Linked DNA regions of Homo sapiens: regions 1, 2, 4 and 5 are each linked to region 3. Evidence: chromatin loops called from intact Hi-C (ENCODE). Cell type or tissue: PC-3. All regions are shown on one strand.

Region 1 (5,000 bases), 170 kb after region 3:
TGCGAGGCGAGGGCCTCACCTTGAAGGGGGAATCTGGGCAGCAACCACAGCATCCATGACACGGTGCTTCAAGGACTCTAGAGGCTCTGATTCTTTTATTGCACATCGTGGGAATTTAGATGAGAGACTGCAGCTGAACTGGACGGCCTTTAACTGCTCTGACGTCTTGGTGCTGCCAGCCGAGTGAAAGCAATCCACCCTGTCCCTCTGTGTCTCATCTGCCCTCTGCTCATCAGTGTTCCTATGTCCGGGGCCATGTGGTGAGACTGGGAGAGACCCCTGGGTGCCCAAGAGCCCCGAGTCCAGTCCAGAAGCAGGTGGGAAGCCAATTAACTCACTGCATGCGGGGGTCAGAGCAGGGAGGCTGGAGGACCAGGCCACAGGGCTTTTATGTGGGGCCCTGTGGGATGGCCCTGGCCTGTGCCTGCTCATCCCCCTTGCTCATTCTCTGTCTCCATGTGAGAACTCTTAAAGAGCATGGGCCCAGAGCCTGGCCACAGTCGATGCTCGGCCACATTTACTAAAGGAGTGGCTGGCTGAGGCTCTTTGAGGAAGAGGCCTCCCTTCTCTGGTGGGGACAGGCATTGTTCCTCCCTCGTTTGGGAGCCAGGAAGGAGGGTGGACTTGGCCCCATTGCTGGTGGCAGACTCCCCTATAACCTCCAGCTCCGGGGAGCTGGCTGTCGCTGGAACACCCCCGAGTCCCAGGAATGGAAAGCAAGGCAGATGAGTGAGGCAGAGGGAGAGGACAGGCCCGAGGGGCTCCCTGCTCCCACTCCTACTGCCTAAAGAGGAGTCCAGGGATCCTGGCCGGAAGGAGCAGGGAGTGGGCCAGGAAGGCCACTGTTGTTGTTCACCACCTATGCCCTGAGGATCTCTCTGCTTGCCTCAGAGCCTGGGGAATGGCAATTCCAGGAGGACAGGGCCCTGCCTAGGCCTCGGGTGCAGTGCTCCTGCCTGGAGGCTCGAACAGCACCTTGTCGGCCTGTTGTCATCTTCTGCCCTGGCCAAGCCTGGAAGCTCCTGAAAGGCAGGGCTGAGGCCTCCTCCCCTTATGGTGTCTGGTGTCATCCGGGCCTGGTACAGATTGGGTGTTCTGTCTGCTGAGTGGCAAGGTGACCTGCCTCAGGGAGCAAGGAGGTAGTGCAGAGATGGAGATGTGGGGTCATCTTCAATCGGGAACAGCTGGAAGGGGTGTCTGGGGGCTCCACATGGGCATTGAGCATAGAAAGGGAGCCTGGCTGCTCCTTCCCCAACCCCTGCAGCTCTGTCCATCAGCCATGATCCTCACTGACAGGCACCAGGGTTTAGAGTTACCTTCCCTCCAGCCCCAAACACTGGCAGAGACCCGTGCGCAACTGCAGGGTCAGGCCTCCCATAAGGTCATGAGAAGCCTGGGCTACACGGATCCCTTTTTGGGAAGCTCCTCAGGTATTATCAAATGAGGAGATATTAGATTAGAGTGGCAAAGATGTTGGTATATTTTCAATTTATAAACCAAAATGATCAATGATTTGTACATGTACAAATAGGATGGTATCTGATGGTGTTCTTCAAAAGGTGATGATAAGATTTATAAAGATAACATTAATCTTGAGAACAGGACGTGTCTTAGAAATGAGGGACAATTTTAAAGTTGTGTTGAGCTTTCATTTAGGGTGGTGTGTGTATGATCTCATCCTCGTATAACAGTCCTTGGGGAACTTGAGGCTTCCACTACATGGCCCCACTACCATTCTGGGCCCTGCCCGTGGGACAGCCAAGGTGGGACACCGAAGGAGGCCTGAGGACCCTGGAGGGTCTGAGGTCTCTCTATGCAGTCTCCTCCTCTCCTGGGGATGGAGGGATAGCAACAAACATAAATATGGAACACCAAGTGTCAGTGAAGCTGGTGTAACAAAGGCAATGCCACCCGCATGTAAATAACAGCTTTAAAAATATATGAGATGTAGCTAAAGCTTTACCCAGAGGTAAATTTATAGCCTTAAATGCATTTGCTAGAAAATGGAACTGTAGAAATAAGCCAGCTCAAGTCAAGGAGATAGAAAAGTGAGTTTAGCCCCAAAGAAACTTGGGGTATGAAAATTACAAAGATTAAGAAAATAATCAACAAATGGAAAATATTTTGGCTGAGGAAAGGTAGGCTCCAAGGGGTAAAACAAATTGCTGCAGATCTCAACGCCGAGCAGAGGCGGGGCTTCCCTCCACAGATTATCAGTTCCCCACCGCAAGTGTGAGTGGTGGGTTGGGCCCCTGAGCCTTGGCAGCTCAGCAAATAGAACCATGGAGGCTTCAGGGCCACCTTCTGGTTGCAACTGGGAAGGGACGGCCGGGGAAACGTCTTGCTTCTACAAGTACAAAACATTCCCAGTGTTTTATTTTATTATTTTATTGGTATTTTTGTAGAGCCAGGGTCTCGCTCTTTTGCCCAGGCTGGTTTCAAACTCCTGGGCTCAAGCGATCCTCCTGCCTCGGCCTCCCAAAGTGCTGGGATTAGAGGCGTGAGCCTCCGCACCCTGCCCATACCCAGTGTTTTGGTAGACTCAGATCAATAAGAAATGCCAATGTTCTCGTGAGTGTGTTGATTTTTTATTTACACTTTTCCTAAAATCGTCCGCTGATGGATTCGAGATGTATTTCACGGAATCGCTTCCGATTTAAGGCGCCCGAGGCGGCCGGAGAAGGATGGAGCTGTCCCCCGACGCCTGGTGCGGGGGCGCGGGACCCAGGGGCGGTCCCAGCAGGCGGCGCCCTCCCCGCCCTCTTCCCGCGCCGCGGCCGGCACTTTGCAAAACTCCTCGCCTGCCCGCTGCGGCCGCAGCTCCGCGCCCTGCCGCCCCGGCGCGTCCGCGGGGCAGCGGGCGGCGGAGCGCGGCGGCGCGGGGAGCAGGAGGCGCGGGGGCCCCGGGGGCGGCGCCGGCGGAGGCGGGAGCCGAGGCGGGGCCGCGGCAGCCCCGCGCCGCGCCGAGCCGCCGTCCCCGCCGCGCAGCCATGGCCGCGCCGCCGCCGCCCCGCCGCCCGCTCGCCTGAGGCGCGGCCGGCCTCCGGGCGGGGGGCCATGGCCAGCGCCGCCGAGCCCCCCGGCCAGGCGGCCGAGTACCTGCAGGAGCTGACCCGGATCGTCGCCGCGCAGCAGGAGCTGCTGGCGCGCCGGCGACGGCGCATCGAGGAGCTGGAGCGCCAAGTGGCGCGGCTGAGCCGGGAGAACGCCGGCCTGCTGGAGCGACACCGGCGACACCTGGCCGCGTGCGCCCGCCGCCCCGACCCGGGCCCCGGCCCCGGCCCGCAGCCGCTCGGCGCCATCCCGGAGCTCGGCGGCCGCCGCGACAAGTAAGCGGGGCCCGGGGCGGCGGGCGTGTCGGGGACGTGGGAACTTCTTGGGGTCCGCGGCTTCCCTCGGGGCTTGGCGGGGAGGTGGGCGGGTGCGGGAGGGCGCGTGGCCGGCCCGGGAGCGCCCACACCCGCCGCCAGACCCCCAGGGGCTCCCTGGGATTCTCTGGCGGGGTCGCCGCCCAGATCCGGAGCTCGATCTCGGGTGGGGACTGGGTTCCCTGGAAAAGGGCTCCAGGGAGCTGCTCAGCGCTCCCGCCGGCCTGGCTCTGCGCTGCGGCGCGGACTCAGGGTTGGCGACCCCCGGGGCTCGGACGAGCCGGGCGGAGGTCTGTCCGGGGAGCGGACCTAGGTCTCGGAGCAGCAGGGCGAGAACTTCCGACCCAGAGATCCCGAGACCGGTAGGGAGGGGTCGCGGGCCGCGCGGATCCCGCCCTGGAGCGGGCCTGGGTCGCTTGCGGGTTGCGGTGTCCCTGGAATGGACTCTGCGCTGTGTCCAGTCCGGGACGCGCAGAGCCCTCTTCTGTGGACGCCTCTGTCTCTTACTTCAAGGCTGGGGTTAATTCCCGACTGCCTCGCCCTGGGATTACCCGGGGCTATTTCGGACCCAGGATTAAGTGAGGGATGGGGAGAGGTACAGGGCGGGGCTGTCCAGCAGCCCTGGACCCCAGCGTCCCTACCGGCTCGCAGCCCGCCAGCCGGGTTCCCGTTTGCCTCCCATGAGTGTCGGTGTCGAAACCCGGAGCAGCCTCACCGTGTGGACCTTCGGGCGCCCATCTGGGGCAGGACAAGGGGGCTGGGAGGCTTCGGTGTCTCTGGGGCGGGGTTTCTGCTGCTCTGTGCCCTCTGCCTGCCCCTCTGCCTCTCTGTCTTCGGGATCACCCGGGGCCCACTATGGCTTGGCCTGGGGAAGACTAGAAATCACTGTGTGGTTGGGGGAGTGGCCGTGGTCAGGGCTTCAGGACAGTCTTCCTGCTGGGCGGCCCTTCCAGGGTGGAAATGGGGGAGGAGTTAGCTGTGGCCCCAGAAGGTGGGGTGGTTCCTGATTCCCAGGAGTCCCAGTACTGTCATGGAAACCCGAGTTTCCCACCCCAGGGGGGCTGCAGCGACTGTGGCCATGGGACAGGCCCTGTCTGCTGCCCTGCCTGGAGGGTGTGCTGGCTCTGGGCGGTGCGGGTGGGGCTGGGGGGCTCTTTGGAGGAGGAGCATTGTGAGGATGGGGTCGGGCTGTGGGTGAACACATACATGGCTCTGTGCGTGGCAGGCGTGGGTGTCAGGCTCTTGCTCTCTGTGAATGGAGAAGGAGGAGCGGGACGTGTGTATAGCTCCTAACTGGTGTCACTGGGAGGAAGCAGAGACCCCGCCCACTGCCTGTCTGGGCCCCACTCCTGGCCCTCCGGAGTCTCTGAGACTCCCTTCACTCTTCAGTCCTGCCACAGCAGCTGTGGGTCTCCCGGAGCTGGTCTCACAGGGGCCCGGGCCCTTTCTCCCACACCAGGACCAAAAGAGAAGCTGGGGCTGCCCAAGGAAAGTCCTCAGCAGCTTGGGGAGGCGGCACCAGGGCAGGTCCCAAGTCCCTGCTTTCATGGGAAGCAGTGACACGTTGGTCAGCACATGCCTCACAACACCACCCTGGGGAATGGCTTCCTTTTTCCCTTCAGCGTCACCCCT
Region 2 (5,000 bases), 99 kb after region 3:
AGGTAATTTTATACTCTCCAACTTCAGAGGCTACCCAAGATGTGTTTGCAGATTAAATTATTGGTGAGGAGAGACACCAGAATGGAATTGACTGATCAGAATGACAAGGTAGAGCCAGGCTCAGCCTGACCCTGGCCCTCTGAGCAGGTCCTCTAGCGTGTGGCTCACTCACTGTGGGTGGGCACCAGTTGCATGGGACTGATTAGGGGCTTGAATGGGGCTGTCCCCAGATTGAGACACCAGAGATTGGCCACACTGAGTCAGGGGAGGTCCTTGGGCTCTACAATCAGGCCAGCTGAGTTCCACCCCTAAACCTGTGTGACCTTGGACAAGTCATTCAACATTTAACGTCCCTGGACCTCAGCCTCCCTGTTTGTAATATGGGGCTTATGTTGTTGCCTCAAATGGGCCAGTTAGCTTGCACATGTGCTTGGCCAGTGTCAATTTCCTTCCCTGGAGGAGCATTGGTTTTCCAGCCAGGATTGCATCTGGGGGAGCCATGGAGCACCTAGGATAGGTCCCTACAGCCCCTGCCCAAACTCCCGGCTTCTATATTATGAATAATGATGAGACCTTTGCATGCCTGCTGATGGTGCTGGCCTACTCAGAGCAGGGTGTGGATTAAGAATTTGTAGCCTGCTTGAATCAAGTGTTCTCTTGGGGCAAGAGAGCTAGAAGGAGTTGGGAGGAGCCCTCATGGTGCAGGTGGGGTGTTTTGTGACTGTATCGGTCAGGCAGGCGGGGCCTGGCCAGGCTGCCATGGCAAACAAGCCCACATCCCGTAGCTTCACATGGCACAAGCTCACCTCTTGCCCATGCTGCATGAGCCTCTCTAGTTGGCTGGGAGACCTGCTTTGTGTCATTGTGATCTTCATTCCAAGACATGGGCTGTGGAGCAGCCACCATGTTGATCATGGCAGGTGCCACTGTGGAGAGAAAGGGAATGTGGCAGGTCGGGATCTGGCAGTGAAGCTTCCCCCTAGTCCCATTTCACTGGCCAGAACAAGTGCCTCAGTCACTTCTAACCAGAGGATGAGAGAAGGGTAGTTCTTCCTGCAGGATCCCCCTCTCCCCGAATGGAAAACTAGCCCTGTTTGTGAATGATGCTCATGGCTGCCCACTTTCCTACCCGAATGTAGGAAGGCTCTAAAATGACCTTGCAGTCCCCATATTTAAATCCCTCAGTTGTGCTTTGTGTGTCATAGCTGGAGAAACTGAGGCTCAGGGAGTTCATAACTTGCCTGGGCACTGAGAGGTGGAGCTGGGGCTGAGTCCAAGTTGTGGGGTCAGAGACACTTGGCCTCTGCTTTATGGCCCAGCCCACACTGCCCCCATGCTATGTGGCCAGAGAAGGGAGGGATAGCCCACAGGAAAGAGGCTTGATTCAGCTGGTTTCTAAGGGGAGAGTCCGCTCGGGGAGCGAGAGATCACCCCAGAGTGGTGGGAATCCAGGATTTGGACCTGCAGCCTGGCGCTCCCATTGCGAACCTCCTTGGATGAGCTCCTTTCCCTGACTGGGCTTGTGCTTCCTTCACGTGGGGATGACCCCTTCCACCTTCCTGGGACATTTAAGGATTAGGCGAGTATTCCACTTTCAAAGGAGCTGTACAAACCCAGTAGCTCTGGGACATCTTAGGCGTTGAAATCTGCATTCCTGTGAAACCACTAGTGGGGCCATCCTAGAGGCACCGACATGTGCCTGGGTGGGGGATGGCAATCATTTGGGAAGGTGAGGGCAGAGGGGAAGGAGAGCAGCCTGCCCACAGTAGTAGGTCAGGATGGTGGTTCCCAGCTTCAGCACTGTTGACGTTTGGGACCAGATAGTTCCTGTGGGGGGCTGTCCTGTGTATCGTAGGGTGTTTAGCAGCATCATGGACCTCTCCCGAGTAGATGCCAGTGGCAACCCCCTGACTCATGCGTAGGGACAGCCAGAAATGCCTCCAGTGTTGCTGAAGGCCCCCTAGTGGTTCTCATTCCACTGAGAGCTGTGGTCTGGAGCCAGAGGCCAGCTTGGACAGGGCCATGGGGGGACCTGGTGGGTGGCAATAGTGAGGATTGCTTTCTGGCATATCCCATTCCCTCACCAGCACCCCCAAGAGCCCACAGGGCAGCTGCTGGCCTCAGAGTGCACTGCGTGGTCAGTGTCCAGGTCCAGTCCTGGGGGTGACCACAACATCTGACCTGTGTTCCCTGCAGGTCCCAGTGTCCAGCCACCGCAACCCCCGGCTGGACCTGGCTGCTTACGACCAGGAGGGCCGCCGGTTCGACAACTTCAGCTCTCTGAGCATCCAGTGGGAGTCCACCAGGCCAGTGTTGGCCAGCATCGAGCCTGAGCTGCCCATGCAGCTGGTGTCCCAGGACGATGAGAGTGGCCAAAAGAAGCTGCACGGTGAGCTGGGCACAAGCCTGATGGCCCAGGCAGGAGAACAGAGACCAGACAGGAAGCCTGCCAAGGTGGGCCAGTGCCTGTGGGAGCTTAGTTATCTGTGCTTAGATCCTGTTAACTCTTACAATCCACATAGTTTCAACACACACAGTTGTCTGTTTTCAGATTCGAAACTGCAAATCAGAAGGAGGGAGGGGCTGCTTCAGGGGTGGTGATGGGCAGACATCCAACGGTGGCTTCCTTCTTCCTGGTCTCAGGTTTGCAGGCCATTTTGGTTCACGAGGCATCAGGAACCACAGCCATCACTGCCACTGCCACTGGCTACCAGGAGTCCCACCTCAGCTCTGCCAGAACAAAGCAGCCGGTATCTCCCAGGGCCCAGTGGTGGGTGGGCTATGGGTAGCGGGGCAAGCCTCCTACTTCTGCTTAAATTCCACCGGGTATCACAGTGTCCTGAGTCACTGTCTGCTTGACCACCACTCCCCCACCCCAGCCTCTTGGAGGCCCCAGGAGAGGCACTGCTATTAATAGTAGGGGACCAATAGGTACATTGGAGGTGGGAATGGGAAGGGCTTCTCAAGAATAGCCCTTCCTGGATGACAGCCACCTCATGGGGGGTACAGCCACAAGGAAACTTAGGTCTTGAATAAGGTGGAGGCAGCAGGTACAGGCTGGAAGGAGAAGGTGGGACTGTAACTGTATTCCCATGGTCCCTAAATGCCAGGATGAGGCACTTCTATTGTCCTCTTGGGAGCAAACTTTGAAAGAGGCTGGGGTCCCGTGGGGGCAGCACTGGGGAGGCTGGCCTGGAGGGAGGGGGTCACTGAAGGGGCACACCTGTGCCTATACCTGATGGCTCAGTCCTCACTGGCACCAGGATTCCCTTGATTGGGAGTGAGGGGGCGTCACGGCCTCCTGCCTGATGCCTGAGCACCCTGACATGTTATCCCCATGACTTTGCACTTCCTCCCTGCCCTGATGTCCCCCCACCCCCCATAGCTGAGTCACTCAGGCTTCCTCCCCTTGCAGTCTGTGTTCCCCTGAGAGCTGCTCTCCCTTGCAGACACCTTCCTTGTCCTTGTCACCCACAATGCACACCTTCCTGTCATTGACTCACTCTTGCTCTTCCATCCGTGCATTGGAGTCGCCTCTCCCTGCCGGCAGTTGCTGCACCCCGAGTGCCTGGCACACCTGTGGCCCTGAGGAGGTGCTCAAACACGTGATTCCTGGGGGCCTCAGATCTGGGTGGCTCCTTTGTGTGACACATGGTGGGAAGCAGAGCTCAGTGGGTCATGTGCCACCCTAGGGGATGAGGGCTGTCATTGTCCTCTCCTGAGCCAGCCTTGGCCACACTTCCAGGGGACCCTCCCCCGATGCCTGGCCTGGCCAGCGGCCACATGCTCTGAAGCTGACCCTTTGCTGTGAGGTCCTGCAAGGCAGGGCGTGTGTGTGAGTTGCCCACCACTGGGGCCTGGTGGGTTGGGGTGGCGTCTTCTAAGCTGGATTGCTCCCAACCCTCTCCTCAGTCTGGAGTGGAGGAGCCAGCAACTCATTCCACCTCAGGAGGCTGAAGGGAGACCTCAAAGGGTCTGTGGCCATTCTGCTGGGCTCAGGAGCACCAGGGGCTTGTGGCCAGGAGCAAGGCCAGGCCCTAGGGCTTTTGGGCCTGTTCTTCCCGAGGGGCAGCCTAATCATGTCCTCCTGGATCTAATGGCCTTGCCCTTGTCCTTCAGCATGACCCTCTGGTGCCTCTGTCGGCCTCCATAGAGCTCATCCTGGTGGAGGACGTGAGGGTGAGCCCAGAAGAGGTGACCATCTACAACCACCCTGGCATCCAGGTACAGTCCTTGCCCTGCCACCTTCCTGGGCAAGACCCACGGGGGGACTCCTCGCCCTCCCACATGCGGCCCAACCCTCCCTGCATCTGCCTCCTGCAGGCAGAGCTCCGCATCAGGGAAGGCTCAGGTTACTTCTTCCTCAACACCAGCACCGCAGATGTTGTCAAGGTGGCCTACCAGGAGGCCAGGGGTGTCGCCATGGTAAGCTTGGGCCATCGGTCCCCACTGTTGGTTTTCATTCCTTATCTGGGCTGTTGTGTGGTTAATTGATTGATCATTTTGAAAGCTAGCACTTGACTCACACTCGGAATCCCAGAACTTTGGGAGGTCAAGGCAGGAAGATCACTTGAGCCCAGGAGTTCAAGACCAGCCTGGACAATATAGTGAGACCCCCATCTCTACAAAAAAAAAAAGAAAAATCAAAAATTAGCTGGGCATGGTAGCACAGGCCTGTGGTCCCAGCTACACAGGAACCTGAGGCAGGAGGATTGCTTGAGCCCCGGAGGTTGAGGGGTGCATTGAGCAGTGGTCATGCTCCAGCCTGGGCAACAGACCTGGGTGAGAAACCCAGACCCTGTCTCCAAAAAAAAGCTGGCACTTAATCACATTAGCTATAATTAGCAAGGTCTTTAGATTCTCTGATTCATTCTACAACTTTAGTCATTCTCATGAAACCTTTGTGATTTGTATTCCCTGTCCACAAACTGTTAGTTACCTAATGGTTTCCTTTCAATCAATCCTTTAAGATTAAAATATTATTCCATAAGGAGCACTGT
Region 3 (5,000 bases):
GCCAGTCCAGCTGAGCTTCTGGATGACTGCAGTGGGGAGCCCAGCCAGGGTCAGCCAAACCTGGCCCAGGGCAGAACCGCTCAGCGGACCGGTAGAGTCCTAAACAATACTAAGTCACTGTTTTCTTAAAGCAACAAAGTTTGGTGCCTTGTTATGCAACAGTTGCTAAATGATACATCAGTGTCCAGCTCCTGCTCAAGGTTTTTTTTTCCACATCCCATGGACAGACTCTCCTGAACTGAGACAAAGCAGGCAAAGCTCTCACCTAACTCCAGGAAGACATCAGAGCAACCCCTTACCTGGTGTGTGGGACACAGGTGGAATGACTCTCTCAGAATCTAATCTTTTTTTTTTTTTTTTTTTTTTTTTTGAGACGGAGTCTTGCTCTATCACCCAGGCTGGAGTGCAGTGGCGCAATCTTGGCTCACTGCAAGCTCCACCTCCCAGATTCAAGCCATTCTGCTGCCTCAGCCTCCTGAGTAGCTGGGACTACAGGCACCCGCCACCATGCCCAGCTAATTTTTTTTGAATTTTTAGTAGAAACGGGGTTTCACTATGTTAGCCGGGATGGTCTCGATCTCCTGACCTCGTGATCCGCCCTCCTTGGCCTCCCAAAATGCTGGGATTACAGGTGTGGGCCACCACACCCAGCCTGAATCTAATCTTAAATACTGCTCTTCATGGGACACCTTTAGTCCAATCCTCCTGTGGGCCTGTAGACCCTCCAACCCCCATCACCCCCCAACCTCCCCTTCCTCCTTAGGAGGCAGGTAGAAATTAACCAAGGTGACTAAAGTCCATGCAGTTCATGTGTGCCCCTTTCCAGAAGATGAATGAAAGTGAGGAAGGAGAAAAGGCTGACACATTCCCCTCAGAAGCCTCTGCTTTCCATTTTTGAGACTCTCCACACGGGGATCTGGGAATCTTTACTTTTTTCTTTTTTTTTTTTTTTGAGATGGAGTCTCTCTCTGTCACCCAGGCTGGAGTGCAGTGGCACGATCTCAGCTCACTGCAAGCTCCGCCTCCCAGGTTCACGCCATTCTCCTGCCTCAACCTCCCGACTAGCTGGGACTACAGGCGCCCACCATCATGCCCAGCTAATTTTTTGTATTTTTAGTAGAGACGGGGTTTCACCGTGTTAGCCAGGATGGTCTCGATCTCCTGACCTCGTGATCTGCCCGCCTCAGCTTCCCAAAGTGCTGGGATTACAGGTGTGAGCCACCGCGCCCGGCCTTTTTTTTTTTTTTTTGAGACAGAGTCTCACTCTGTCGCCCAGGCTGGAGTGCAGTGGCGCGATCTCGGCTCACTGCAACCTCTGCCACCAAGATTCAAGAGATTCTCCTGCCTCAGCCTCCCAAGTAGCTGGGATTACAGGTGACTGCCACCGCACCCAGCTAATTTTTGCGGTTTGAGACAGGGTTTCACCATGTTGGCCAGGCTGGTCTTGAACTCCTGACCTAGAGATCCACCCACCCCAGCCTCCCAAAGTTCTGGGATTACAGGCGTTAGCCACCGTGCCCAGCCAGAATCTTTACTTTCAGTATGCTCCCCAGGTGGATCCAAGCTGCAGTCAAGTCTGGGCACTGTGGTAGAAGGCCAGGGGGAGTTGTGAAAAGTTCAAGCAGGTGAGGCGCCTGGCCTATTCTCTGGAATTTCTAAGCAAGCCCATAATTAGATAAACTAGCCCAGTGCAGTGCAGGGAGTGTCTAGTGGGAAGGGAGAGAAACAAAGTGTGACTGTTTCAAGGCTAAGACTGGAGAAAGGGAGAAAAAAGGTTTTAAAATGCATTTTGAAGCTAAGCTGATCAGTTATGAGATCATGTTGTAGGGTGACCCCTACCCCTGCCCCCAGTGGCCCTGAGCTCACTCTCATAACAGAGTTTCTCCCATACCCACTCCCATCCTCCCAGGTGGAGTTAGGACCTTGCCCCATCCATCCCCCAGGGACTAGACATGCCCTGTGGTCATCACCACCCCACACACTGTCTCCTCCTCTGGCCTGTGGGGTCTATGAAGGCTCCCAGCAGTCAGCCCAGGGCCCAGAACAGGTAGCGCTGGGATCAGGAGCACAAACCCCTGAAGGTGAATAAGTCTCTTATTCACCTTCCCATCCTGCAAACCTTGGGCAAGTGTAGCTCAGGTATTTTGCATTTGTGTTTTCTCATCTAAACAATGGGAATAGTAATAGTACCCACTTAAGGAGGTGTTGGGAGGATTCAATGATAGCCACACACAGGATGAGCTCAATAAATTGGGACAGAATGGACGTGTCCATGTCCAAATGTGTTTAGTTGATTATTAAATTTTCAAATCCAAAAGAATTATATTTTAGTGAAGGTAAAATACGCTGGTCTTAAGTATGTATGTATGGGCTCAATCTCCAAATCAAGATATAGAACCTTTCCTTCGCTGCAGAAATTGTCTCTTTTTAATGAATTTCCCTCCCCACTAGAGGCCACCACTGCTCTTATTTCTAATGTGATCGGCTAGTTTCGCCTGTTACTGAACTTAAAATAATGGAATCTTAGAGTCCACATTCTCTTTGCGTCTGGCATTTTTCCTTCAACAGTGGCCGGCGATGGTGGTGTGAACCTGTAATCCCAGTGCTTTGGGAGGCCGAGGCTCCTGGGACCATCGCTTGAGCCCAGAAGTCTGAGGCTGCAGTGAGCTATAATCTCACCACTGCATACTCCAGCCTGGGCGACAGAGCAAGACCGCCTCTGAAAAACAAAACAGCTATTATGCCTATGGGATTTGTTCATGCCTTCAAGTTTATTAGTAACTACTGAAACTCCATAATCCTTCTTATTGCTGACTAACTAGTATTCATTTTATGAATATACCACAACTTATGCATTCTCCTGTTTTTGTTTTTTTGTTGTTGTTGTTGTTGTTTGAGACAGCATCTTGCTCTGTTGCCCAGGCTGGAGTGCAGTGGTGCAATCTCGGTTCACTGCAACCTCCGCCAGCCGGGTTCAAGCAATTCTCCTGCCTCAGCCTCCCAAGTAGCTGGGACTACAGGCGTATGCCACCACGCCCGACTAATTTTTGTATCTTTAGCAGAGACGGGGTTTCAACATGTTGGCCACTCTGGTCTTGAACTCCTGACCTAGTGATCCGCCCGCCTCGGGCTCCCAAAGTGCTGGGATTACAGGCGTGAGCCACGGCGCCCGGCCGCATTCTCCTGTTGACGGAGATTTGGGTACTTCCAGTTAGGCTATTGTGAACCTGCCCTACTGATGCAGGGCAGGTTCTTGGCTTCCCCAGGAAGACCTGAAGAGCCAGCCGGAGGTAGAAGAAAACAGCTTTGCTGAGGCGGCGCGGCACTATTACAGCTCCAATGACGACTGCTCTGGCACGGCAAGACTACCCCCACAGGAACTGTGCAGAGGGTAGCAGCGTAGGGGCAGTTTCGTAGGCGTATTTAGGTCCACTTTAAAAGACATGCTAATTAAGAGGCGGGTCATTCAGAATTAGCTAGAAAGTGGGCGGGAACTTCCGGTGTTGCCGCGGCAAGGGGCAGTAACTTCCGGGTGTTGCCACGGCAATGGTAAACTGTCATGGAGGTGGTGGGCGTGTCTTATGGAGAGGGGCTTTAAGCGCCTCTCCTCAGTTTCCGCCAGTCTTCGATCTGATCTGGAGTCTGGTCCCGGCTGCCTCCTGCCTTACAGTGAATATTTATTTGTGCTCAGTATTTTTTGGTAACGTATCATTTTACGTGGGTGAGTAGCTAGAGTTGCTTAAGTCATAGAATTTGTTTAACTTTATAAGAAACTGCCCAACCAATCTCCAAAGCAGTTGTACAGTTTCAAACTCACGCCTGCGGGCTGGGCTCAGTGGCTCACGCCTGTAATCCCAGCACTTTGGGAAGCCGAGGTGGGAGGATCACTTGAGGTCAGGACTCACTTGAGATCAAACTCACGCCTGCCGTGTATGGGAGTTCCAGTTGTTCCACAACCTTGGCAGCATTTGATGCCACACTTCATTTGAGATGGTGCTGATAGGTAGGAAATGGTGTCTCATGGTGGTATTACTTTGCATTTATTTGATGACTAATGACTGTGAGTTTCATGTACTTAATGGCCATTCGTAGATCTTTTATGAAGTGTCTGTTCTTTTTTAACCCTTTTTTTTGTTTTCTTTTGTTTTTTTTGAGACAGGGTCTTGCTCTGTCACCCAGGCTGGAGTACAGTGGCCTGATCATGGCTCACTGCAGGCCCAACCTCCCTGGCTCAAGCATTCCTCCCACTTCAGCCTCCCAAGTAGCTGGGACCACAGGCCCATACCTCGACTGCCCGGCTAATTATTTTAATTTAAATTTTTTAAATTTAAAAAGAATTTTTTTTTTTTGAGACAGAATTTTGCTCTTATTGCTCAGCTGGAGTGCAATGGCACGATCTCGGCTCACTGCAACCTCCATGTCCCGGGTTCAAGCAATTCCCCTGCCTCAGCCTCCCAAGAAGCTGGGATAACCATATGCCACCGCGCCCAGCTAATTGTGTATTTTTTTAGTAGAGACAGGGTTTCACCATGTTAGCCAGGCTGGTCTCGAACTCCTGACCTCAAGTGATCCACCTGCCTCAGCCTCACAAAGTGCTGGGATTACAGGCGTGAGCTACCTCGCCCAACCGATTTTTTTTATTTTTTGTAGAGACAGGGTCTCCCCATGTTGCCTAGGCTGGTCTTGAACTCCTGGGCTCAAGCAGTCCTCCTGCTTCCACCTCCCAAAGTGTTAGGATTTCAGGCATAAGCCACTGTGCCCTGCGTTTTTCCATTTTAGCCATCTTAATTGCTATGTAGTAGTAGCACATAGTGAGTTTAATTTTCTTTTCTTTTCTTTTCTTTTTTTTTTTTTGTGAGACAGACATTCATTCTTGTTGCCCAGGCTGGAGTGCAGTGACGCAGTCTTGGCTCATAGCAACCTCTGCCTCCTGAGTTCAAGTGATTCTCCTGCTTCAGCCTCCCAAGTAGCTGGATTACAGGCATGCGCCCCCACGCCCA
Region 4 (5,000 bases), 76 kb after region 3:
TTGCAGCTTCAGAACAGCATCCCGGGCCCCGAAGGAGACCCAGCCCGGCCGGTGGCTGTCTTGGCCCAGGACACGTCGATGGTCACTGCACTGCAGCTGGGACAGAGCAGCCTCGTCCTTGGCCACAGGAATATCCTTTTCTTGGGCTTGTGTGTTCTTAGGCATGGCGGAGCTGCTGTTTGGAAGTCAAGTCTTTTTTTCCCTGAAAGCTCGGCAGGGCTAAAAATAGCCGTTTCCCCTCAACGGTCTGAAAATCAGAAAGAACTGAAATAGCACTGCTGAGTGGAATTGCTCACGGCTGTGGGTGACTCACCCCAGAGGCTCCCAGCGGTGGGAGGTGATGGCAGGAGCTGAGTGTCGTTCCTCGTCTCCAGAAACTTCTCCAGTACCTGCAGCCTTCTCAGAGGGGGCCTGGCGGGGGCTGTTTCCATACTAGCATAATGGAGTGTTGATGCCCCAGACTTGTTGTTGTGTCCTGTGCGGTCTCCAGTGTCCCTCACAGAGATTCCCCTTTGCTAGTGTGGCAAGCGCAGTGTGGCCTTTGATTCTGAAAAGTGCCTTTGCTCTACGTGGCCTAAGCCAGGGGAGTTTTCATCCCCTCTTCTTCTCTCCATGTGATGTCTTGATGATCAGGATTCTGAGCCAAGCTGAAACTGGCCAGCCAGCTGGTTTATTTGCTGTCATATGTCTTGCCCCTTAATTCAAAATTCAGGTATTCGCATGCAAGGTGCTTCTAGGTTACCCAACAGCACTATCTACGTGGTCGAACCTGGATACCTAGGTGAGTGTGGGCCTCCTGGGCCCTCATGGATGCTGCTCAGTTGTGACTATATGAGTTTAAAAAATAGAAAAGAAGCAATAGCTCCACAGAAAATGCTTCCCTCTGGCCAGCTCTGCCACTTGCTATGACCATCATTGCCCAGGGCACTCACCAGCCCTTCCCTGTTTGGTGTAGAAATAGGTAGAATGAGCCAAGCCAGGCAGGCGGCAGGCTCAGCAAGGAGAGAAACAGAACCGGGTAGAGTGGTGAGGGGCTTGCACCCTCCTGGTTTTCATACCACGGCTTTGCCCAGACCTGACCATTGCTATGGACATTTAGAGGTTGGGGCCCAGTGTCAGCTCAATTATAGAGGGACCCTAAGGTGACATGACAGTAGGCAGGTACCTTAGCAGGGAGGGGAGGAACATGATGATGATATTGAAGGCAGGCATTTTCTCAGACAGAGCTTCTTTTGCGGGAAGGTGTCCTGGCAGAGGGAATTGCTTAGGCAATGGTGTGGAAGTGAAAAAGTACACTGGGCATCCCAGGGGACAGCAAGAGTGCTGTGGTATCCTGTGTTGCAGGGGACTGAGAACCTGGGAGGGCAGGGATGACTCATATGGCAAGAGTGCTCAGTGACAGGCTTCAGAGTGTAGACCTGCTGAGATGAGTCCAGGGTTGGTCCTGGCGAGGTCAGCTCAGGACTGAGAGTTCAAAGCAGAGAACTGTTGTGGATTCAGAGCGTAGACCTGCCGAGGGTTCAGAGCGTAGGCCTGCTGTGTGTTGAGGACAGAGTTGCTGGATTCTGAGTGTAGACCCACTGAGGACGGGAATGAGTTTGAAAGAGCCTTGATCAGACAGAGTGGGATGAGTCCAGGGTTGGTCCTGGCGAGGTCAGCTCAGGACTTAGGGCTGAAGGTGGCATTAGACTTCTGCTCCTCAGCAGAAGGAGGAGGCCAGGGCCATAGTTGTGGGGCCTCCAGGTGGGTGGTGTAGGGCCTGCAGGTGGGTGGTGTGGGGCCTGCAGGTGGGTGGTGTGGGGCCTCCAGGTAAGTGGTGTGGGGCCTGCAGGTGGGTGGTGTGGGGCCTGCAGGTGGGTGGTGTGGGGCCTCCAGGTAAGTGGTGTGGGGCCTGCAGGTGGGTGGAGTGGGGCCTCCAGGTAAGTGGTGTGGGGCCTGCAGGTGGGTGGAGTGGGGCCTCCAGGTAAGTGGTGTGGGGCCTGCAGGTGGGTGGTGTGGGGCCTGCAGGTGGGTGGAGTGGGGCTTCTCGTGTGGATGCTGAGGGCCCCTGTGCTGAGGGTGGTGGTCCCATCCTCCTCCACCCTGCTGCCCCTGAGGCCTGAGTGCTCAGGCTCCCTCTGCCTGTTTTAGGGTTCACTGTTCACCCTGGTGACAGGTGGGTGCTGGAGACCGGCCGCCTGTATGAAATCACCATCGAAGTTTTTGACAAGTTCAGCAACAAGGTCTATGTATCTGACGTGAGTGCCTGTTCAGGTCCTGGCTGGGGGGATGAGGTGGGGTCGTTGTCTGACGCGGCTGCTGAAGAGCAGCCCCCAAAGCAACAGGAGCCCCCATGCAGGCTGACCGAGGAGGGGTCCTGTTTCTAGTGGCGCTCCCGGGTCTGTGGGAAACAGTGCTGAGGCATCCCGGGGCATCTCCAGAGCCTGTGAGCCTGCACACCGGCCTAGCTGCAGAGCCCCTGTTGGGCTGGAGGGCAGAGGTTGCCACAGCGGCAGGGCTCCAGGATAGGAGGATAGGGAGGAGGTCTCTGCCCGCCACTCTCCCGCCCCCTTTTCCCCAAGCTGGGGACCTCAGAGAATCCATTCTCCTCCTGCCCTGCAGAGAGTCACGGAGCACGTCCTGGCTTTCTCCGTACTGGGTTCCAGAAATACCTGGAACCCTGCATGACAGAGGCCGAGCTCAGCACACTTTCTGGTTCTGGAAGGGGGTGTCAGACAGATGAGGAAATGTGCAGGAGTCTTGGCTGCCTCTCTGTCCCCTGTGAGAAATTCCAGGCTCGTCAGTGAGCACCCCCAGGCCCTTCAGGTGGCGTTGGAGGTTTTAGAAGAAAAAGGCGAGGTTCCTCTCGGTGTCCTTGAAGATGTCGTTGCTTTGCTCATGTTATCAAACAAGGGCTGGGATGGTCACCATTTGCAGTTAGCTGTAGGGGACGTGATGTCCTTTTTTTTGTATTTACTGGTTCCTTCTTGAGACCTCGGTAGGCTCCAAGCTGCCCCAGGTGCCACACGGGGGGATGAAATCGAAGCGCAGGTCATCAGGCCATGCAGGGAGGGTGGCCTCGGTGGGGACAAAGGCCATAGTGATCAGACCTCTGTTCCAGGGCCCAGCCCACCCGTCTGCTGCTAGTGGAGGCTGCTGAGCCCCAGGGGGCCCCTTGGCCTGGCCTGGCTGCTGGTTTCAGTCCTGTAGCTTCGTGCCCAAATTCTGACTTTCTGGAGTCACCCCAGAAGCACCTCTCTCCTGTCCTGCCTCACCTTCCAGAACATCCGAATTGAAACTGTGCTTCCTGCTGAGTTCTTCGAGGTGCTCTCGTCCTCCCAGAATGGGTCATACCATCGCATCAGGGCACTAAAGAGGGGACAGACGGCCATTGACGCGGCCCTCACCTCTGTGGTGGACCAGGCAAGTTGGTGTCTCCCCTGCGTCGTGCCTTGTCCTATGAAGCCACCCTCTGTAGGCAGAAATGTCAGCCCAGGAGGGCCATGAGTCCCAGGGAGTTGGGCCACCTGCATCCCTTTTCCTGTTTGGGCTACTTGCATCCTGGGTTCTATTTTCCTTAGTCTTTAAGAAGCCCATCAGCCTTAGGGAGCAGAGCTTTGCTGATTGGAAAATCGGCCTGGGTGTTCCCATTTTCCTACCCCGCACAGAAGGCCTCCTGGCCTGGAAGGGGCAGCAGGCTGTAACAGGAAGAAATGCCCATGCACCGACAGTGACTCCTGCCAGAGTCGGCCTCCTCAGCTCTGGGGGCTGGGCGGGCTGCTTTAGCTCTCAAGCCTCAGTTTCCCCATCTGTAAAGTTGGGGGGGACACCACATCCATCCTGCTGGGGTGCCCTGAGGATTCAGTCAGGCAGCATTTCCAGAAAGCACTTCACAAAGCCATCCCCGTGGAGAAAGAGAGGGCAGCAGGGTGTCTGGCACCTTCCTCTCCACTCTTCCCCCAAATCCACCTTTGTGACCCGATCCCCAGGGAGGGGTGGGGGTCCGGTGACTGGGAAAGACTGATGATGACATGGTTGTCATGGTTACGTGTGGCACCCTCACCCCTTGTAGGATGGAGGGGTCCACATACTACAGGTGCCTGTGTGGAACCAGCAGGAGGTGGAAATTCACATCCCGATCACCCTGTATCCCAGCATCTTGACATTTCCGTGGCAACCAAAGACGGGCGCCTATCAGTACACAATAAGGGTACGTGAGACCCCTCACCTCTGCGTGCATTCCTTTGGTGTTTTCATGGGATTGTGGCTTTTTGTCCATTCTATTACTTTTAGTATTACTCTCTAGTGGTTGTGGAGAATTTTAAATCACAGTCTTTATGTTTCCTGAGGTTTCCATCATAGCAATGCATTCTGGTAATTAGGAAAAAAAACAACAAAAACCAACAATGAAAAAATTGAGAATAAGGCAGGGTGCGGTGGCTAACACCTGCAGTCCCAGCACTTTCGGAGGCTGAAGTGAGAGGATTGCTTAAACCCAGGAGTTTGATACCAGGCTGAGCAACATAGGGAGACCTCCATCTCTACTCAAAAAAAGGAAAAAAAAAAAAAAAGAGAAAAAATAGAATAAAGAAAACCTGGAATACAGTTTTGAATTTCATTAATGTTTATTTTTCTAAAAATCTTTTTTGAAAGCATTATATATATACACACACCCTTAGAGAAAACATTAAAATTTAAGGGATAAGTATCTCCAACCTCATCACATGGGATGGATCACTGCTCTGACCTTAATACTTCCACCTGGCATTAGCCAGCAGGACTCGCCTTAGACAGGGCTCGAGTCCTCGTGGTCAGTGCAGGGCACATCAGTCCTGCTGTCCCATGGAGTGGTGACAGGTGTCCTGTCTGTGCACTGGCACCGGCTCTCTGCTCAGGTGCGTCACCATCCTGGCCCCTTGGGTTTTGGGGTTGTTTCCTCTGGTCTGGGAGCAGAGGTGCAGTCGCTGACCTCCCAGCAGACAATGAGGAATGGGCAGGGGTGTGTGCTGGGAGCTTGTGTC
Region 5 (5,000 bases), 150 kb after region 3:
AAGAACAGAGGCATCACCTGCAGCCCCTTTGCTGATTGTGATTCCACTTCAGCATGCTGCTCTTTCCTCCAGGACTCTTCCTGTGTGTGCCCTGCCAATAAGTACGGGCCTCTATCCATCAGTCATTCATCATTCATTCAACAAATATTAAGCGCCTATTGTGTTCCAGGCACTTTCCTAGGTTCTGAGTTTACACTGGGAAATAGAGCAGATCCATTTCTACCTTAACAGAGTTTACAGTCCAACTAGGGGGAAAAGATACACCAAGCTTCACTCTGTACACAGACCATGGCCGATGTGACAAGTTCCTGGAAGAAGACACATGTTATTGGGGGATTTGACCTGGTCAGGGAGGGACCTCACAGGGAAGTGATGACTGGGCTGGCATTTGAAGAGTAAGTGATAGCCAAGTGAGGACAGGTGGGTGGGGGAGAGTGTTCCAGGCACAGGCACAACCATTCAAAGGTTCCAGGCTGAGGGCGTGTGGCTATCATGACTGATCAGCAGAGAGCGAGGGAGGCTGCAGCAGAGGCATAGATGTGGCATTGGTGGCCTCACCCATCCCCAGTTAAGGGGCACCCAGCTTGCTTCCAATGTGTCAGTGTCATCAACAATGCTGAAATGAACGTCCTGGTGCAGACAGCTCTGCCCTTGTCTGGTTATTTCCCTTGGACAACTACCTAGACGTGGCATGCGCTTTCTTCTGGGTGGGTCTTGAGAGGCGTTGAGCCAAAATTCCTACATGGATTTTGTTCCTGCAAGCCCCTCCAGGAACCAGCCACCCTAATTCTCTGTCTCTGCTCCGGTCCACGCCAGAGGAGTCAACTCTGGTTGGTCAGGGACAGGCTGGGACAGGGACCAAAGTTATTCTGAGAACAGAAAAGATGACAGAAGCTGAGGTTTCCTGCTGATGGGAGGATGGACCTTGCAATTCCGCATTCATCTCTGTGGTGCTGGGACTCTGGGAGGCCTTCAGCCCACCCCTATGCTTCTGAGTTCATAGTGTGGTGAAGCGCAGGCTCAGACCAGGGCCAGAGCGGGGCCAGTGCTGAGGAAGCTCCTCTCCTCACTCCAGTGGTGAGGATAGGGATGATCAGGATGGGTTCCCTGGAAGTGGCATCCTGAGGCTTCCTCAGGCATCTTGAAGGAGTGGTAACAGGAAAACAGGGAACGGTTCCCAAAAGAGGGAAGGAGCTGCTTGGGATGTACTTGTACTAAAAAAATCACCCATTGTTTATCTGCAAAGACAAGCGGGGTCAGGAGCTGTGCTTTGTGCTGGGCAGTGGTGGTGGTGGCATCAAGGGCAAGGCTGAGGTCAAGAGAGGGCTAAGGCTGTGTGGCCAGGGCTGGCCTTCTGCAGGTCAGCTGAGTAAACACTGAAGTTAGTATAGTGACGGGCTGGACCAGGCCACGGCTTTATCTGCAGGGCCTGGAGCCAGAAGGCCTGCATTCCAATCCGGGCTCCACTTCTTATCAGCTGTGTGACTATGAGCAAGCTGCCTGCTCTCTCTGTGCCTCTGCTTCCACACCTGGGAAATGGAGGCACTAACAGCACCTCCATCGTTTGGGTTGATTTGAGGATCAAATGAGTTAATTAAAGAAAGTGGCCAGGCGGTGGCTTACACCTGTAATCCCAGCACCTTGGGAGGCCGAGGCAGGCAGATCACATCAAGAGATCGAGACCAGCCTGGCCAACATGGTGAAACCCCGTCTCTACTAAAAATACAAAAATTAGCCGGGCATGGTGGCGCATGCCTGTAGTCCCAGCTACTCAGGAGGCTGAGGCAGGAGAATCACTTGAACCCTGGAGGCAGAGGTTGCAGTGAGCTGAGATCATGCCACTGCATTCCAGCCTGGATGAGAGTGAGATTCCATCTCAAAAAAAAAAAAGAAAGGCCGGGTGTGGTGGCTCATGCCTGTAATCCTAACACTTTGGGAGGCTGAGGTGGGCAGACTACCTGAGGTCAGGAGTTCGAGACCAGCCTGACCAACACGGAGAAACCCAGTCTGTACTAAAAATACAAAAATTAGCCAGGCGTGGTGGCACGTGCCTGTAATCCCAGCTACTGGGGAGGCTGAGGCAGGAGAATCACTTGAACCTGGGAGGCGGAGGTTGCAGTGAGCCAACATCCGTGCCTCTGCACTCCAGCCTCGGCGACAAGAGTGAGACTCCATCTCAAAAAAAGAAAAAAAGAAATATATATATATTTATTTATATTTGTATATACATTTATATATTTATATAATTTTATATATTATATATTTATATTTATATTTATTTATATTTATATTATATATATTTCTTTTTTTCTTTTTTTGAGACAGAATCTTGCTCAGTTGCCCAGGCTGGAGTGCAGTGGCATGTTCTCGGCTCACTGCAAGCTCCGCTTCCCGGGTTCACGCCATTCTCCTGCCTCAGCCTCCCAAGTAGCTGGCATTACAGGCACACGCCACCATGCCTGGCTAATTTTTTGTATTTTTAGTAGAGACGGGGTTTCACCATGTTAGCCAGGATGGTCTCGATCTCCTGACCTTGTGATCCACCCGCCTCGGCCTCCCAAAGTGCTGGGATTACAGGCGTGAGCCACCACACCCGGCCAAAAAGAAAGAAATACTAAACATCATTGGACACACATGCGTTGGGCACTGACTGCACCCTGCCCTCTGCTGGATGGGCTCAGCTTCTCTCACAGACCTGATGTTCTAGTGGGGGAGACAGAAAAGTCAGTAAATAAGATTGTTTCCAAGGCGGTGCCAAGTGCCACGAGAAAGATAAGACAAGGCCATAGGAGGGAGGATGGTGGCGGCCCCCACTTCTGTCTGGTGCTCAGGGAAGACTGCTCTGCAGCAGTGACATCTGAAGTGAGACCTCAGTGTCAGGGAGTTGGGGTGGGGGTAGGGGTCCCAGGCTGAAGGAACAGCACATGAAAAGGCCCTGTGGTGGGAAAGTTATCGGGATTATGGGACAGCAAAGGGCCAGTGTGGCCGGAGTAGGTTGCCAGATGGCCAGGTAAACTGAAATTTCAGATAAGCAATGACTGATTTTTTTCAAGTGCAAGTGTCCTGAAGTTGCATGGAACATACTTGTACTAAAAAAAATGATTTGTTGTTTATCTGAAATTCCAGTGTAACTAAGCGCCCTGTATTTTATCTGGCAACCCTATACTAGGGTAGACGAGTCAGTTACAGGGCAAGCCCAGGCAGAGCCCCGAAGGCCTGGGGTGGTGGCTGGATTTTATTTTAAGGGTCTTGGTCAACAGGAGCTGAGCCCTCCAACCTCCAGCCTGGTCCAGTGCCCCTGGGTTGGTGTTCTTTGCTTAATGGGGAAGTGTCTGTCAGGGACCTCAGAACAAGCGTCACCCGCATTACAAAGAGCCCTCCAAAAGATGACTCATCCCAAGCAACAGGCGAGAGATCCGGGCTGCATCACACTCTCAGGAGGCAGAAACATCCCTTATATAAATGCAGGGGAAGGGGAGGGGACGGAGGTAGTAGAGAGGGATGTTAAAATTAGAATAACTGTGTTCTCTTAATTAGAAATGCAGTAGGTGCCTCATGAATCTGTAATGGGTTTTCTTGCAGACTTCTGGAAGCGGGAGGGCTGGGTCAGCCGTGGGAATATTCATGAGGGGTGGGGAAGGGTCCCTGGGGATGTTGGCCTGCCGGCTTCCAGGAGGGGCGTGGCAGGGGAGTCTGGATGCTGATCCCAGCTCTGCCACTGAGTGAATCTCGATGTGACTTCACGCCTGCCCTGTCTTCTCTGGGCCTCAGTTTCCCCATATGTGCAAACAGGGACCCTGCTCTAGGGAAGATGGATAGAGAGATGTCTAGGACAGCATACCCAGAGATGAGAGCCAGAGGCAAGGGAGGACTGAGCTGCCCCAGGCAGGGTCAGAGGCCCTTCATGTGGGCTCTGCTGGCTTCACAGTCTCATTAGTGCTTGTTGAATGAATGAGGGCTCTTTGGCAAACCCCTTCTCTTTTGTGGGCAGAGCTATTTTAAGACCTCTGCTAGGTTCTAGTTTGGCATTTCCATACCCCATCATATCAACATATTACAAGGCACCCACATGCCTCATTAAATAAAATTTATGTATAACTACACAAGAGTGGAGTTGAGATGCAATTGACTAGTTGACTAATGTTATGTTCTGTGGGCATTTAATTAAACATTTATTCATTTTGACGTGTCAGTGTGATTTTTTTCCCTCCCTTCCCCACTCCCAAACCCAAATATATTCACGGACCTCTGATCAGCTCCTGGCTGAGATACTGTGCCCAAGGGTCTAAGGGAAGAGGCCTTGCCTTTGTCCTCAGTCTTCCCATCTGTAAAAGGGTCAGGTTGCACGAGGTGACCCTGCAGGGCTCTTCCAGCTCCGGCTTTATAAATGGCACCTTCAGTGCCTGCTCCAGGGAGCACAGCCCCTGCTAGGGAGTGGGTGGGAAAGTGGGGATCGTGACAAGCCCAGTGCTATGGTTTGAATGTATGTATCCCTCCAAAATTTACATGTTGGACCTGAAAGCCTGAGGCAATGGTATTAAGAGGTTGGGTCTTTGGGAGGTGGTTGGGACATGCAGGCTCTGCCTTCATGAATGGGATTAATTTCTTTATCTAAAAGAGGCTTCAGAGAGCCGCCTGGCCCAGGCGCGGTGGCTCACGCCTGTAATCCCAGCACTTTTGGATGCGGGCTGATTGCTTGAGCCCAGGAGTTCGAGACCAGCCTGGGCTAAGTGGTGAAACTCCATCTCTTCAAAAAAATAGAAAACCTAGCTGGACATGGTGACGTGTGCCTGTAGTCCCAGCTGCTTGGGAAGCTGAGGTGGGAGGATGACTGGAGCCCAGGAGGTGGAGGTTGCAGTGAGTCGTGTGTATGCCACTGCATTCCAGCCTGAGCAACAGAGACCCTGTCTCAAACAAACAAACAAAACAACAACAACAACAACAAAACCCTAACAAAAAACAGAGAGCTGCCTGGCCCTTTCATCTCTTCTTCCGTGTGA

Evidence for each region. Peaks named below come from ENCODE experiments on the same cell type or tissue, not always from the same donor. Only the 100,000 strongest peaks of a DNase experiment are listed, where the experiment ranks them.
Region 1: it touches region 3 in a loop (11-fold over the local background); 14 of 110 quality-filtered maps call a loop at or near these places.
Region 2: a loop joins it to region 3, with 12 times the contacts of the local background. A loop is called at or near these places in 22 of 110 quality-filtered maps.
Region 4: it touches region 3 in a loop (4-fold over the local background); 4 of 110 quality-filtered maps call a loop at or near these places.
Region 5: a loop joins it to region 3, with 18 times the contacts of the local background. A loop is called at or near these places in 28 of 110 quality-filtered maps.

The regions. Positions count from the first base shown.
Region 1 is chr3:13,281,040-13,286,039 of GRCh38, reverse strand. It overlaps a transcript of IQSEC1 not described here. Among named protein-coding and RNA genes, the nearest start is that of NUP210, 140 kb to the left of the region's middle. In PC-3, a CTCF peak has its summit at 2,350 (motif pointing left); a DNase peak (open chromatin) is centred at 2,289; H3K4me3 peaks cover 2,818 bases.
Region 2 is chr3:13,351,304-13,356,303 of GRCh38, reverse strand. It overlaps NUP210 (nucleoporin 210), which reads left to right. Exons shown (of 40, transcript NM_024923.4): 17 at 2,197-2,389; 18 at 2,644-2,750; 19 at 4,120-4,224; 20 at 4,324-4,425. Among named protein-coding and RNA genes, the nearest start is that of NUP210, 67 kb to the left of the region's middle. In PC-3, a CTCF peak has its summit at 1,965 (motif pointing left); no DNase peak of the experiment used is centred here.
Region 3 is chr3:13,450,408-13,455,407 of GRCh38, reverse strand. No RefSeq gene overlaps it. Among named protein-coding and RNA genes, the nearest start is that of HDAC11-AS1, 27 kb to the left of the region's middle. RefSeq lists an enhancer at 3,216-3,797. In PC-3, a CTCF peak has its summit at 2,464 (motif pointing right); DNase peaks (open chromatin) are centred at 2,477, 3,467 and 3,937; H3K4me3 peaks cover 1,777 bases; H3K27ac peaks cover 1,752 bases.
Region 4 is chr3:13,374,693-13,379,692 of GRCh38, reverse strand. NUP210 (nucleoporin 210) reads left to right here. Exons shown (of 40, transcript NM_024923.4): 7 at 1-130; 8 at 713-781; 9 at 2,131-2,237; 10 at 3,262-3,402; 11 at 4,052-4,189. Among named protein-coding and RNA genes, the nearest start is that of NUP210, 43 kb to the left of the region's middle. In PC-3, no CTCF peak of the experiment used is centred here; no DNase peak of the experiment used is centred here.
Region 5 is chr3:13,300,037-13,305,036 of GRCh38, reverse strand. No RefSeq gene overlaps it. Among named protein-coding and RNA genes, the nearest start is that of NUP210, 120 kb to the left of the region's middle. RefSeq lists an enhancer at 3,161-3,250. In PC-3, a CTCF peak has its summit at 2,705 (motif pointing left); a DNase peak (open chromatin) is centred at 3,386.